2 separate regions of the Homo sapiens genome follow, and region 1 is linked to region 2. Evidence: chromatin loops called from intact Hi-C (ENCODE). Cell type or tissue: endothelial cell of umbilical vein. All regions are shown on one strand.

What was found. Hi-C counts contacts between places; a loop is a spot of excess contacts. Peaks named below come from ENCODE experiments on the same cell type or tissue, not always from the same donor. Only the 100,000 strongest peaks of a DNase experiment are listed, where the experiment ranks them.
Region 1: it touches region 2 in a loop (6-fold over the local background); 3 of 110 quality-filtered maps call a loop at or near these places.

What each region holds. Positions count from the first base shown.
Region 1 is chr6:130,676,407-130,684,406 of GRCh38, forward strand. No RefSeq gene overlaps it. Among named protein-coding and RNA genes, the nearest start is that of SMLR1, 150 kb to the right of the region's middle. In endothelial cell of umbilical vein, no CTCF peak of the experiment used is centred here; DNase peaks (open chromatin) are centred at 4,815 and 7,555; H3K27ac peaks cover 1,290 bases.
Region 2 is chr6:130,599,162-130,607,161 of GRCh38, forward strand. No RefSeq gene overlaps it. Among named protein-coding and RNA genes, the nearest start is that of SMLR1, 220 kb to the right of the region's middle. RefSeq lists an enhancer at 2,799-3,998. In endothelial cell of umbilical vein, no CTCF peak of the experiment used is centred here; DNase peaks (open chromatin) are centred at 2,130 and 3,310; H3K27ac peaks cover 2,891 bases.

The DNA.
Region 1 (8,000 bases), 77 kb after region 2:
CCAGAAAATCTTTGAGCTGCTCTTGCCCACCCTGCTGCCCACACTGTTTTCCAGGAAGGCCACATGCCTTCACTTTCTTTGATCTGGTCATTTTCCTCTTCTGTTTTTATGTCCCAAGTTGAAGTAAGACAGCAGCTCTGCCAGTCATGCATTTTTTGTGGCTCATGTGCTTTTTGTTGTTGTTTTGCTCCTTTTAAATAGCTCTACTCTTCTAAGGATTCTAGCAGTTATCCAAAGAGTTCCAGACTTCAAAACAATTCAGCAACACAACACAGTGTTCTTAAACAAAGGGGTTGATTGCCTTTTAGTTCAGTGTCAGTGGGTAAACTCCTTGAGATTCTTCATTATTGTGGACTGAACTGTGTCTCCCCAAAAATCATTGAAGTCTCAACTCTCAAGATGACTATATTTGGAGATAGGGCCTTAAAGGAGGTAATTAAGATTAAATGAGGTCATGAGAGTGGAACCATAAATATAGTAAGATTAGTGTCCTTATAAGAAAAGGATGAGACACAAAGAGCACATGTACACAAAGGAAAGTCCACATGAGGACACAGTGAGAAGGTGACTGTTTGCAATCCAAAGAGGGAGGGCTTACCAAAAACCAACCCTGCAGCACCTTGTTCTTGGACTTATAGACGCCAGAACTGTGAGAAAATAAATTTCTGTTGTTTAAGTCACCCCTTGCTGACTATTATCCCCTCTGAAACAAATGTACAAAAAGGAGAGCCAAGAGAACAGGAGGAGTCGTTATAATGGACAGAAAAACTTCACAACATTTCTGGAAAACCGAAGATGGACAAAAACTTACAGATAGATGAAATGACCAAAGAGGTCCACAGCCCAGACATAATTATGAGGAGGCAGCAGTATAGATGACAAGAAATGCCCTGTTGTAACTCCTGCAGGATGGAAGTGAGAAGTTACACTTTCATCCTCCTCCCCAAATCCTGCATCTAAAGCAAAGTCTGTTAGCATTTTCCCCTAAAGACTGAATAAAACATTTGAAGATAATTAAACTTTTTAGCTTAGTGACTCAAAATGAAAACTCTCTCTTTCTAACATGTGAACCTCTGTAGCCTAACAACTGACTTCTTACACATTTACCTGAACACAAATGCTATTAGTCAACACCACACAGAGTTTCTAGACAGAATTCATACTGAGAAGAGAGATTTTGAGGTAGGAAATCTTAAACAAGAGCAGAGAAAACTCAAATATATGCAGTCTTTCTGACTTAAAACAAGTGCATAAGCAATGGTTACCAGGTATTGAACTAGCAGCAGTAAAGAAAATCAATAACATAAATAAAAAATGACACTGGAAGAAATAGAGATAATTCAGGAAAAAGAAGAAAACTTTTAAGAAATATTCAAATGTATATGCTTTTTAAAAGATGAGCCATAAAACATGAACAGGATATTATGAAAAAAGAACAAAACCTTCTTGTATTAGTTATCCATCATTGCATAACAATGCATAACAAATTACCATGAACATGGCAGTTTATAACAATACCTATCTGTTGTGTAACAGTTTCTGCACGTTGGGAGTCTGGCCACAGCTCAATTGAGCCTTCTGTTTAGGGTTTCACAAGGTTGCAGTCAAGGTGTTGACTGGGCCACATATTCATCAGGAGTCTAAACTGGGGAGGCTGAGGCAGGTGGATCACTTGAGTTAGGAGTTTGAGACCAGCCTGGCCAACATGGTGAAACCTTGTCTTTACTAAAAATACAAAAATTTAGCCGGACGTGGTGGCACGTGCCTGTAATCCCAGCTACTCGGGAGGCTAAGGCAGGTGAATTGCTTGAACCCCAGAGGTGGAGGTTGCAGTGAGCCAAGATTGCACCACTGCACTCCAGCCTGGGTTACAGAGTGAGACCAGGCCTCAATACACACACACACATACACACATACATACATACATACATACACACACTGGGGGAGAGTCTACTTTTGGGCTCACTGGGGTTGTTGCAGAATTAATTTCCTTTTGGTTGTAGGACTAAGAGCTCTGACTCTTTGCTGACTTGACTAAGGCCACCTTCCATCCTCTAGAGCCTGTTTTCATCAGTTAGAGGCTGTTCACTGTTACTAAGTCTCTCTACAGTTCCTTCCAAAGAGAGCTTCCCCAACAGTACCACTTACTTCATCAAGCCAGTAAGGAAAGTTTGTAGAGGAAGTCAACCAGCAAGATGAAATATTACATGACATATTATAATCATAGAAGTGGCTTCCTATCTGTTGTTTTGAAGCAAATGACAGCCTGTCCACATTTAGAGGCATGAACATCAGGAGGCAGTATCACGGAGTGATCAACTTAGAGTCTGTCTGCCATACATCTGAAAGATTAAGTTTGGTTAGTTACATTTTAATAACTCAGCAGAAATATCCAATATAATTAGTGAACACAATTTTTTAAACCCCCAGAATATAGAGCTAAAAGATAGTCAGAAAATATGAGAGAAAAGACAAGGGAAATTAAAGAGTTTTGTCCTCTAAAAAATAAAGATGTAGGAACAATAAGGAGTTTACTTTGGGAGAATACAAGAATGAGAGAGAAGGGATGTAGGAAGAGGAAGGGCATGAATAACTTTGGTAGAAATTAAAATGTTTTTTGCTTGGGTCTTTATGTATTTTAAGACCCTGGAGGTTGGCCATTTGCTAATTACGTGACCTTAAAACAAGTTACTATTCCTCTGGGATTCTCAACTCATCTATAAAATAAGGAAAATAAAAACCTCCCATCACATCACTTGTAAAGATGAAAGGAAATAATGCAGCTAAAGCACTCTCATGGTCAATGTTATGTGTCAACTTGTCTGGGATAAGGGATGCCCAGATAGCTGGTAAAACATTATATTTGGGTGTGTCTATGAAGGTATTTTCAGAAGACATTAGCATCTAAATCAACAGACTAAGTAAAGAAGATCACCTTCACCAATATGTGTAGGCATCATCCAATCTGTTGAGTCCTCAAAAAGAACAAAAGTTGGATGAGGGGTGATTTCATTCTCTCTTCTTGAGCTGGTATATTCATCTGCTCCTGCCCTTGGACATCAGAGCTACTGATTCTCAGGCCTTCAGACTTAGATGGGAGTTACACATTGGCTCCCCTGTTTTCCAGGCCTTTGGACTTGGACTGGAAGTACAACGCTGGCTTTCTTTGGACTCCATCTTGCAGACAACAAGTAGTGGGATTTCTCAACCTCCATGATCTCTTGAGCCAATCCCTCATAATTAATCCCCATGTATCTATATAACTAACACATATATATTTATATAGATAGATAAATGCATATCCTACTGGTTCTGTTTTTCTGGAGAACCCTGACTAATACAACTACTTAGCACAGGGCCTGGTACAGAGGTAAACTCAACTAACATTAATACTATGTGTATAGCTTTTACAAATTACTCACTTGATAAACCCTTCAGTAAGTGCCCGAAGATTATTTCCACATCATAACTTTGCATTTTCTCATGTCAGGGTAAGCAGTGCCTTTCCTCCCTAATTTGAGGGATTAAAGTGCAACTCCAGTTCCCAGGAATTGTGGTCCTTAGCCTTGCCACAGACGTGGAACACTTTGTAATATGACTTTTGCCATTGAACAATGATTCAAATGTGCATTTAGAAAACTAAGGCAGTAAGAGCAAAACTGAGTTAAAATATTCAGCCAAAAGGAGACAGAGACATAGATTTAAAAAGAAAGTACATTGCAGCATTTGTTTCACAAGAACAAAGTGATTTATTGAGGGAATAAATCATTAAGGATATTCTTGTTAGCTGTGATTTTAACTTTTAGAATATCTGACATACATTCTTTTGAATGTGAAAGTGCTGATTTCCCTCGTCACTTTCACCATGAGCACCCCTTCATTTTTACTTTCTTGCCAAGTTGATTACTCAGAAAATTGGATGCTTGATGGTAGCCCGGCAGCTCTAATTCTTACTTCTCAGACTAGTCTGAACTTGTAGATATAGGCTGCCTGGAAAATCCTTCATCACAACATATTCTTGAATCGCCTGAAGATGAATTTACAATTCTCATTTTTCACTTTTTTTTTTTTTTTTTTTTTTTTTTTTTTTACAGAGTCTCACTCTGTAGCTCAATGGAGTGCAGGGGCATCTCATCTCACTGCAACCTCCATCTCCCAGGTTCAAGTGATTCTCATGCCTCAAGCCTCTCGAGTAGCTGGGATTATAGGCATGTGCCACCACGCGCAGCTAATTTCTGTATTTTTTTTTTTTTTTAGTAGAAACAGGGTTTTACCATGTTGGCCAGGCTGGTCTCAAACTCCTGGCCTCAAGTGATCCGCCCACCTCAGCCTCCCAAAGCATTTTTCACTTCTTTACATGAGTATTGTACATTTTTAAACTTTATAAAAGTAATACATGGATATCTTTAAATAGTACAAAAAGGAAAAAGTAATCTCCCTTCCCTCTCCTTAAAGGCTGAAACACTGCTAAGAATTTCTGGTGTACCCTGAAAAAAAACTGTATCTGAATGGAATCTTTCGTTACCACAAGATAAATAGTAATGTGACTCCAAATAATTAGAACAGTCTAACGTTCATTAAGATACAAACTAGCATTTTATAGAAATTTTATCTGAAAACTCTAGTGCCATAAGGGGTGGCAGATTTTCCTTTGTGGCTTTTAAGTCCTTTTGTGTACTAGTCCAGCCTGAAACTGAAAATATCTTGATATATGGTCATGGGAAACACTAAACAGGCTCATTTATGGTTAGAAAAATCTGAATAGAACTTCTTGGTAGTTTGGGGAATTCTGGCAATGAAACTTCACTCAAACAGTTTGATGTTAATTGAGAGACCAAAAACCTTAGGGAAATATTTTCCTAAGTCATCCCACACTAAGATATAAATAGCCCGATGGTGAAATAATAACAACAATAACAGGAATAGGTCATAAAGGCATTGAGTCATAAGTGCTGAAATTCATCCCTGTTTTTCTGGGAAGGTTGAGGAACTATTTTGATATTAACTTAATCTGAAATAATTCAGTTATGTTTATTGTAAGTAAAGATAATAAGACCTACTCTATATTATATAGTTATTATAGGATTAAATAAAATATTAAGTTTAAAATTTGTTTCAAAGCCAAAACTCATTTTTTTTAAACATTTGTGGCTTTTTTTTCCATTTTCACAATTGAATTTTTCCCTGAGAAGGAAAAAAAGGTGAAATACCATGAACAGCCTTTTTGTATTAAAGGATAATTCTATCTCAGGAGAGACTGGAAACCAAACAGAACAAAAACACTACAAGTCTAATTTATTTTTACCTAACTTCTAGTTGATAAATGTGTATGCATGCAGGTCAACTGCTTATAAACACTTGATATTTATAATGCTTAGCTGTACTTCTGAAACTCTGCGTCTTATTGCTCATCCATTAGTAGCTGATGATTATGAAAAGAATACAATGGTTTTTAACCAATAATAGTAATTGTTTAATTGCTATTTTTATTAGACAGTAACTGGGCATTTATTCCATCTATTCACATTCAACGTGTTTGACAGAATGGCAAGAACAGGTTGCACCACTACAAATAGAAAAAGGTCATCTAATAAAGCAGTTTTTTAATCTTTAGCTTTGTTAAAATTATGAAATGTCTAAAACAATGATTTCCAATGCTAATGTCTGACAATTTGTCCCTTATATCATGATTAATAAATCAGCACACGTCGTCGTTCAAATTCTGAATCATAAGCTGAACAGAATGCAATAACATCGCAGAATTCTTAACAATTTGCCAAGTTCCCTCCCCTGGCCCTTTCTTCATTTTACAGTGATTTACCGTAAGAACATCTATCAAGTGATGAACAGTGCACCACCAGAAGTACACTTCTGGAATGGGAATATAATAGCATCATTTGAATAGAGGTGCAGTCAATTTTATTTCTTTGTCTCTGGGGAGACAATATAGATATATGAAGTCTGTAAAAAGCACTGTAATTTCAAAGCCTCATGTTAACAAATCAATTCATCATTGCCACCATCTTGTTCAAAAAAAAGAGAGAGAGAACTTCAACAAGCACGTTAACTTTTCTATGCTCTGTACAAAGCAATAACCAGAAATCATCCTGGTAGAGTGTCCCAAATATCCAAGAGGATGATTCTGGTTCATATTCCTCCAGTCTATTCCTTTAAGAAAGTGTTGGCAGGGCGCGGTGGCTCACGCCTGTAATCCCAGCACTTTGGAGAGCCAAGGCGGATGGATCACAAGGTCAGGCGTTGGAGACCAGCCTGGCCAACCTAGTGAAACCCTGTCTCTACTAAAAATACAAAAAATTAGCCGGGCGTGGTGGCGGGTGCCTGTAACCCCAGCTACTCGGGAGGCTGAGGCAGGAGAATCGCTTGAACCTGGGAAGGTGGAGGTTGCAGTACGCCGAGATTGTGCTACTGCACTCCAGCCTGAGCGACAGAACAAGACTCCGTCTCAAACAAACAAACAAAAATGTTAGAGCAGTTGCCGTTTTAGACAATGGAGGAATCTGAAGCAATCAACCAGATAAAATTTGCCAGAATCAAGGAAGCCAAAAGAAAAAATGCAAAATCAAAGTATCCTTGCTTCCTCAAAACTTATTCTTTAAAAATCCCTGAAAAAGTGAGGCAGCTCTGACTTTGAGCCTAGGTAGATGCTGACAGGAGACCTCAAATGTGCCGTTCTCTAGAAAGAGAGCATAGGGAAGGGAGTGCTGAGTGTTGGAATTAGGAGATGAGAGTTTCTGAGCCCTTTCTACACACACACACACACACACACACACACACAATTCCCAACCTCACACCCAAAGTTGGATGTTTTGCAAGGGACAAAGAGGAGCCCCAGTAAGAGAGTTTCCCGCATAGCATATGTGCTGTCTTGTGCCACTAGATCCCTCCCTGCTAACCCAGAAGCAGAAAATCACAGAAGCTAGAGTTTCCCACTAGCTGCCCATCCACAGGCTAAACTAGCTGTCCACCATCAAGTGATGGGAGGGAGAAAACAGAATCCTGGGGGAGAAGTGCAGATAAAACTGGGAGAGCAAAGCGAGATGAAATGCCACAATATTGACCCACACCTCCCTTTCCCCATCAAATGAGCAGCAACTTCAGAGCCTCTTCTAATACATCTCAAGATATTATGAAGTCATAAAAAGGCACATGCTCTTGGCAGAACAAAAAAGTGCCCCTGTCTTTTTCCAGAGACAGTGAAGAGCTGACCCAACAATTGCCAAAGAGGGAAGGTTTGGGTAGTGGAGCCTGTGGATGCACTTTGCTTCTGGGTAGAGCTTCTTCTTTTCCTGATTTCCCTTCCTCTGTAGCTGAGAAAGAATTGCGGAAATACAGCAAGCTTCTCTCTCAGACCCAGGATCCAAATAGGGTCTCCATAGGAAGAAATGGAGGCAAATTTATTATCCTTTTTTTCCTGCAGGGACTTGTGAGTTTCAGATAAACAAGGGAAGGGGTGAGAAAGGGGAAATGTAGTACTTGGGTTCTTTGTCTTTGCAACACTGCTTTATCACAAACAGTAGCCACTGCTTCTTCAAAACAAGAGGCATGGGTGAGAAGCCAAATGTGGAACCATTCATGGAAACGGAGGCCTTATGACCAGAATATTTTATGTGGTAAGGCGTCTAACTTTGTAAGGGCTGAGAAAAAACAACATGGAATAAAATAGAGCCAGAACTAACCAGAGTGAAAGGAAACAGAAGGGCGTATCTGATATTCTTTTTGTAACCTAGCATTAAACTGTAACTATAGAGGATAATTTATCTAGAGATGAAAAACCCCAATGTAAAGGTTGTGTGTGCACACATGCATGTGTGCATCCATGTGTGTTTGTGCATGTGTGTGTGCATGCGTGTTTGTGTGTGTGCATCCATGTGTGTTTGTGCATGTGTGTGCATGTGTTTGTGCACGTGTGTGTGCATCCATGTGTGTGTGCATGCATGTTTGTGCATGTATATGTGCATCCATGTGTGTGCATGTGTGTG
Region 2 (8,000 bases):
TTGAGCAGCAGCTATTCCTTATGAAAATGTCCTTTAATCTAGTTGGTTGTTATGTCCTATCTGCCGAGATGCACCACCCAATACCACAGTTTTGCTGTGGGATCTATGTAATCAGTCCTCCTGGTTGTCAAAGCATCATCTCTTGAGATTTATTCCAGTAATCTAAGAAGAAACATGAAAGTCCTGTTTGTAGCACATAATTGAATATTTTAAAGTTCCTTTTGGATTTCCTTTTCATATTTGCTTGCTGATTAACTGAAATCCATTTTCAGGTCATAAATACAAAACTAAGAGCAAAAATCAGAGAGAGTAAGGAAAAGGTGTCTACTGTGAATCCATAGAAGTGTTGATTACATATATACCTTATAAAACAAGGAAACTCAATTTTTACCTTGTACATGGTTTCAATTTATTGTTGTCTACAAAAATCTCCAACCCCTGATTTTGGTCAATAATGTAAATTTATTTCATGTTCTTTAATTACTAAATATTTCAGGTCTACAATGTATATGTAGATATATAATACTTGAGAGAGAGAAGAGAACTATTAGTTATAATAAATGTCATTACTTTGTGTTTTCTTCTCAGTGATTCAACATCAGTGGTTATCAAAGTGTGGTCCCTGAACCCAAAATAGTATCACCAGCAACTTTGTTAGAAATACAAATTGTGGGCCCAGGCCCAAACTTACAGAACCAGAAACTCGGGGGGTAGGGCCCAGCATTCTGTTTAACAACAAATTCTGATTCTGATGAATGCTTCAGCTTAAGAGCCACCATTCTACACCTTGCAGATGACTTCCAAATCGACATCTGTTTCCAAATGCCTAATGAACACAGACTTAGAGATATAGCACAATCCAAATATCTCAAAATTCAAGTTTGTCATCTCCTTGATAAAACCAGTTTCCCTTCCCTGTACTCCCTAATACTCCCTAATACTACCTGTACTCCTTAGCTAATCAGAGCTGTCTAATTACCAAGTGTGTTAGTTTTCTATTGATTGTTGCATTAAAAATTCCCCAAACTCAGCTCACATAGTTTCTGAGAGTTGGAATTCTGCGAACAGCTTAGCTGAGTGGTTCAGGCTCAGGATCTCCTGTGAGGTTGTGGTGGTCAAGATGTCAGCTGGGGCCGGGTGCGGTGGCTCACACCTGTAATCCCAGCATTTTGGGAGGCCAAGGTGGGCAGATCACGAGGTCAGGAGATCAAGACCACGGTGAAACCCCATCTCTACTAAAAATACAAAAAAAAAAAAATTAGCCCGGTGCAGTGGCGGGCACCTGTAGTCCCAGCTACTCGGGAGGCTGAGGCAGGAGAATGGCATGAACCCGGGAGGTGGAGCTTGCAGTGAGCTGAGATCGCCCCACTGCACTCCAGCCTGGGTGACAGAGCGAGGCTCCGTCTCAAAAAAAAAAAAAAAAGAGAGAAAAGAAAAGAAAAAAAGATGTCAGCTGGGGCCATAGTTATATAAAGACTTCTTTGGGCTAGAGAAATGACTTTCAAGCTCACTCACATGGGTATTGTCAAGAGGCCCCAGTTCCTTACCACGTGTGCCTACCATAGGGCTAATTACTAGAAGGCAGCCACTTCCCCCAAGCAAATATTCAAGAATAAGCAACCAAGGAAAAAGGGCACACTGATTTTATAACCTAATATCAAAAACCACACACCATCACTTCTGCCATTATTGGTCAATGAGGCCAATCCTGGTACAATGTGGGAGGGGATGACATGAGCATGAGACTACCAGGAGGTGGGGATCATTGGGAGTCATCTTGGAAGCGTTAACCGTGCCCAGACAAGTATTACCAGGAGATTTCCAACTCTCTTACTCTCACTGTTATATACAACCCATAGCCAAGACTCATCAATTATTCAGTATCTCCCATGCCTGTCCCCTTCATTGTAGTACTTTTCCTGACTCACTCTTCTATCTCACTATCTTGCCTCCAATCTCTATACTATTCCAACATTCCTTCTCACAGCTGGGTAACATTCCTAAAATACAAGCCAGATTTGCCACAACAGACCTTCAAAACCTCTCTTGCTTCCTATCAAGTAAGTGATTCTTACTTAGAATGGCATTTACAGCTTCCTCTGACCTAAGTATAATCTGTCTTCCCAGGACCATTTCCTGCTATAACTCTTCATTCTTCTCTCTCCAGGCCAATGATTGGATATCTTCCCCAACTCTTTGTTTCTAGCAAAGCTCTTTTGATATTCTATTTATCCAGAACAACCTCTTTCTACTCCAAAGCCAAGATCAGATGCTGTCTTTACTGATATTCCAGTCAGAATGAATTATTATCATCCACGGCATGTTATACCTCCAATACAGAATTAGTTGCAGCTGTAGTTAGTTGTTTAAGAGTCCCTATTTCACCTACAGATTTTAATCTCCCCAGGGTTAGGGGTTTTCAGTTATCTTTATTATCAATACAATATTAGGGTTTGTTGAATTAAAATATATAATTTCAATAGGCCCTTTCATGTGAGAGATGATTCATACTATTCTCAACAATGCAAAGGAAAGGTATTTAAGTTTGAAATAATCATGACTATTCCCCTAAAGAGTAGCCCTTCCTACAAAGTTTCTAGTTGGAAAAGTAGCCTACAATATCCAGGCTATATTTTCATTTGAAAGACTTTTCCTACAGACAGATGGGACAGTCTCCTTTTACAATGGAACCTAGAAATGTGCATGGAGATGGAAGTGGTGAAGGCTCGTAAGTGTGGCTTATAAACGTGTTAAAATCTAGGGTGATGGGAGCCCCTAAAGGGTTTTTACAAGGGAAGTACCTGATCAGATTTTTATTTGGAGGAATTGCCTCTGAGGGAATTACAGGCTACCTGTCTGAATTGGACGGGGACAGAAGTCAAACCAACGGGTGATGGTGGTACGCTTGTCTACAGTGAAGGCAGAAAAGATGGAAAGAAGAGAGTTGCTCAGGGGGTAGAACTGGCCAGACATGATGATTGATTGTGAGGGAGAGAGCTGAAGGTCTGGAATGATGCCCCGGTGAGGGTTTTGTGCCTGTGAATCTGGACCTAGGATCAGGACTCAGTGGGGAAAAACACCTTAGAGCATGAACTTTGCACAACATGGTACCAGCATCATTGTCATGTATGGAAGACAGCCCATTCTGGAGAGAGGCCACAGGAGCTATCAGGAAATTACGCTGACCTTTTTTCACAAATGAATAGGCTCAAAATTAGATTCTTACACCGACTGACTAAAGGGAAAGCTATTAAACTGTCAGACAAGAGCTCTCCCTGGTTTTTATGAGTTACCATGATTCATCGTTCCAGGGGAAGGAGCTGAGCAAGAATCATTTCCGTGGCTTCTCAGGAGTTCCTGAAAGATCACACGCTACAGCATGAAAGCGGAAAGACTGATTCATAATGATAGCACCAAATATCAAATCAAACATCTAAATACAAAGTGTGCATGCTTGATATGTGATTATCAGGCATGTGATGAGGTTTTACTAAATCAACTTGATTGTTCTGGTTAGTATTATGAACGCCCTTTCATCTGAGGGTAGGGATGATAGAGATACAGAAGATAGCCACATATAACACAAAATCTTTCTAACTAAACATAGTTGACACCAATTATGACAGTCTCACATATAACATGCTTCACGTGATTAAGGGTTCTTATATTACATGGTACATTTGAGTACTGGTGGGGAAATGGCCAATAAAATACAGCATATCTTCCAGGGAGTTTTTTAAACATTTGCATTTGGATACCCTGAGAGGAAGCAAGTATCTTTCAGCCCACAGCCACAGATATGCTTAATTCTCTCACCGATAGTATTGCCTGGCTTCTGAGTTGGGAAATCTGAAGGAGAACAACCAAGAATGCTGAAATGGGGCAGGGCGCGGTGGCTCACGACTATAATCCCAGCACTTTGGAGGCCGAGCCAGGCAGATTACCTGAGGTCAACATGGTGAAACCCTGTCTCTACTAAAAATACAAAAATTAGCCAGGCATGGTGTCACACACCTGTAATCCCAGCTACTCGGCAGGCTGAGGCAGGAGAATTGCTTGAACCTGGGAGGCAGAGGTTGCAGTGAGACGAGATTGCGCCATTGCACTCCAGCCTGGGGGAAAAGAGCGAGACTCCGTCTCAAAAACAAAAAACAGAAGCAAAAAGAGTGCTAAAATGGGTATCCTTGAGAACAATTAATACAAGTCACTGAGCTAATTTGAAAGGAGACAGAAACACAGGAGGGTCGCCCTGCAGCTTAGAGTATCTCCCTGCCCAGGATATGCATCATCCCTCTGAAGCCATGCTGGCCCTAACCCTTATTATTCCCCTTAATAGCTCTTAAGGTACAATCCCTAAAAAGTCTTAGGAGGCCAGGCCCTGTGTGTGTGGATCCTGCTCCCACTTCCAGATTCTTGTCCCATCACTCACTTACCTTTCAGCAATCTGACCTCCATCCCCACAGAGCATCGCAGGTCATCGCAGCAGAGCCCTGTGTGGCATCCCACCCAGCTCCCCTTTCAAGCCCAAGGCACTCATTTCCCCCAGCTGCTAGGAATTTAAGCTGCTTAGCTCACACCTGAGTCCCACTTTGGGAATTGCCCTCACCTGGTTCTCCTAAGGTCATGCCCCCACCTCGGGACAGAAGATTGGTCCATAAGTAGCCTCAGAGGCCTGAATTTTAGGCAGCTCCAAAGGACACTCCAACTCCAGAGCCTCCTCCTTTCCTTACAGGTGTTATTCGTGAAAGCACACCCGATAAACACCTGGCCACAAATCTCTGTTTCAGAGTCTGTTTCCAGGGAGCCCACACCAGGACACAAGCCCTCCTCATGCCTGCCCCAAAGCCTTTGTTTCTGTTCTTCCCTCTGTCTGAAACATTCTTCAGCCATCCTCCTTTCCCTCTTTCCCCAAGTGTCTCACCTACTCCTCTTTCTTAGTTCTGGGGTCACTTTTCCAAGAATGTCTTTCCTGAAAGTCCAGTCTAATTCAGGTCCCACTGTTCTATGCTTTCGTGGAAACCAGTTCCCTTTCTTTATAGGGCTTCCATTTGCAATTATGCAGACATTAATTTGCATGTCTGCCTTACCTACTCCAGTAAACTCCATGAGAGAAGGAGCTCTGTTCCTTCTCACATTGGTGTTCCAGCATACAGCAATGAATCTGGCTCAAGTTTGGAATTCAACGAATAGACATTAAATTGTCTGGTGGATTAATTGATTGATTGGTGGAGTGAATGGCCTCTGCCATCAAAGTCCTTTCTTTTTCTGATTCATCTTCCTGATAACAGGGAGCCCCATTTTCTGGTGACCATTCCTCACTGTGAGGTTTTTAAAGTGCAACCATGTGATAAGCTGTAATTATTGTCTTTACCAAGATCATCTTAAGCATTGTATGTTTCATCTGTCAAATGCTAATCATCTAAGAATGTTGAGGCTGAAAACAAGAGAAATGTATGCATCCTCAGCACTGTACTTTCATGGTAGGAATTCCAAATAGCTAATGGACAATAACAATAAAATAGCTCAGTATTAAAATCAGGATCACTACTTCACCAAAGTCTTTTAAAGTGTTTGTAGTAAAGTTGTGGGAGATTGAGCTCTAAAATGCAGAGGAAAAGAGCTCTTTTTACTTCTACTTTCAGAGACTTTTGTTCTAGAAATTATTTTTAGTGTCGGTAAATTATGCTAATTAAGACAACTAAACTAAAAAAGTATATTTAGAACCAAGAGAACATATTTTACTAATGGTTTATGATTTCCCAAGCAGATTTAAAATTAGATTTATGTTATTTTAAGATATTTTTGTTTATCCAGCCAAATGTCACCCTAAAGGTCAAGCTGGCCAGAGAAAAGGGAGAAATTACTCTCCAACCAGCATTTTCTAAGCACATTCACTGAGCAAGGAATTCAAAGCCAAGGTCATTGGTGTCAGGAGAGATATAGTCTCGGAGGTTGCTGAATGATTCTAAAATCTTGTTAAGGACTCTGAAAAAGAGAAGAGAAAAGCCAGATCTTGACAGGCCGGAGCTTGCCTGGTGCTGTCAGTACTGTCCTGGCACTCAGAGCTAGGTTGTGGTGCTGTCCTGCTGAACACAATTTCACAGAACACCCACATCAGTCAAGTCCCCTGTATGACTTTGATAGATCATGACAAAATCAAGACACTTCCAAAAGATGTCTGAACTTGTACAAAAACAAGAACATTGTCCAAACCCCCCAAAATATTAAACATCCCCTACCCTAGCTGATATGAAAGCTGCTTCTTTACCAATTACAGCTTTAGCCTCACTTCATTCCTCCTGCCATATAGATAAGATTTATAAAAGATACCCAGTCATAGAATTGCTTCCCAACAGCATCCAATCTGGAGCAAAACCTACTTCCTTGAATCTTCTCAAAAATTGTCTAACACAAGCCCAGATCATGTGGGTCCTTTCTACCACGTTCTTATTGAGTCACCCCACAGCTCTCCATGGTATATGGTCTTCCTCATTGGAACAAGTCAATAAACTCCATTTGGTTTAGCTATGGTTGTACTGCAGGTGGTCTTTCATTGGGGGCCATAGACAACTCTCAACAGAGAAAGAAGTAACATTTAGAGAAGATATGGTTACAGTCAAATTGCCTTTATTAAATATTTAAACTTGAAATATACACACTTATTTCCACACCTTCACTCTAAAGCCAAACCAATAATTTCATAGTGTAGTAAACATTTGGGGCAAAACAAATTATGAATCAAGTCCTTCCTGTATCTCAGATAGGAAACGATAAATGATGGAAAGTCAGGAAATATAATAAATAGGGAAACAAAAGGACTATAACCTTTTAAGTAGCAATTGTCAAGACCATTAAGTAGAGTCGAGTCCTGGTGAAGCACAGTTGTCATGGGGAATAGGAGAAGAGTGGCCTCCGAGGAACAAGGTGAGCCCTGAGTATTAGGGCCAAAGCTCAGGCATAGAACTATGCAGGCGATATGGTTTTGCAAGGCCACAGGCATCGTGCTTTCCTGCATATGCCTTTACCTAAACAGTCTGTTTTCTTCTCTATTGTAGAATATGTTATTCACTTACTTAAATTTCATCTGATTTAGTTCAATGGTATATGCGGACTTTTTTTTTGGTCTTTACATATCTATAAAGGCACTGTTATCCAAGTCTCAGGTTTAAGTCTTAAGTTTTACCCAAAAAGGTTTAGAATAATCTAAGGAAAGTATTCCTCTGTGATATATTTTTAAGCAAACAGACAGAGGGAAATCTGATTTATCCAATAATTAAAGGAATAATACTAAGTCTATGTATCTTTTTTATAATGGTATACTTAATCTGAGAACATCAGAGCATTATAACAAAGACATTCCATGCTACAGTCAGAGAAACTCACAGTCTAAGAGGTGCCAACCCTAACTAAACAGGCACAGTGAGGATAGTGTTGCTCCAACTGATAGTTCCAAGTAGTAGCTTCTTGTTTTTTAAGTTTATTTTAATTTTGATTTTTTACAAATGTCAAGTAAAATGTTACATAAAAACATGTATTGGGCCAGGCGCAGTGGCTCATACCTGTAATCCCAGCACGTTGGGAGGCGAAGACGGGCAGATCACAAGGTCAGGAGATCGAGACCATCCTGGCCAACGTGGTGAAACCCCATCTCTACTGAAAAAATACAAAAAAATTAGCTGGGTGTGGTGGCGCATGCCTGTAGTCCCAGCTACTTGGGAGGCTGAAGCAGGGAAATTGCTTAAACCTGGAAGGCAGAGGTTGCAGTGAGCCAAGAATGTGCCACTATGCTCCAGCCTGGCAATAGAACAAGACTCAGTCAAAAAAAAAAAAAAAAAAAAAGCATTAACAGGCAATATAGTGTGAAGATTAAGAACATAGACTACATTTAAACAGACTTGGGTTTTCAGCCTGACTCTGTTGCTTTCACAGAACATGACTGCTGTGATTTGGATGTGTCTCCCAAAGTTTATGTGTTGGAAAAGTCCTCTGTACAACAGTGT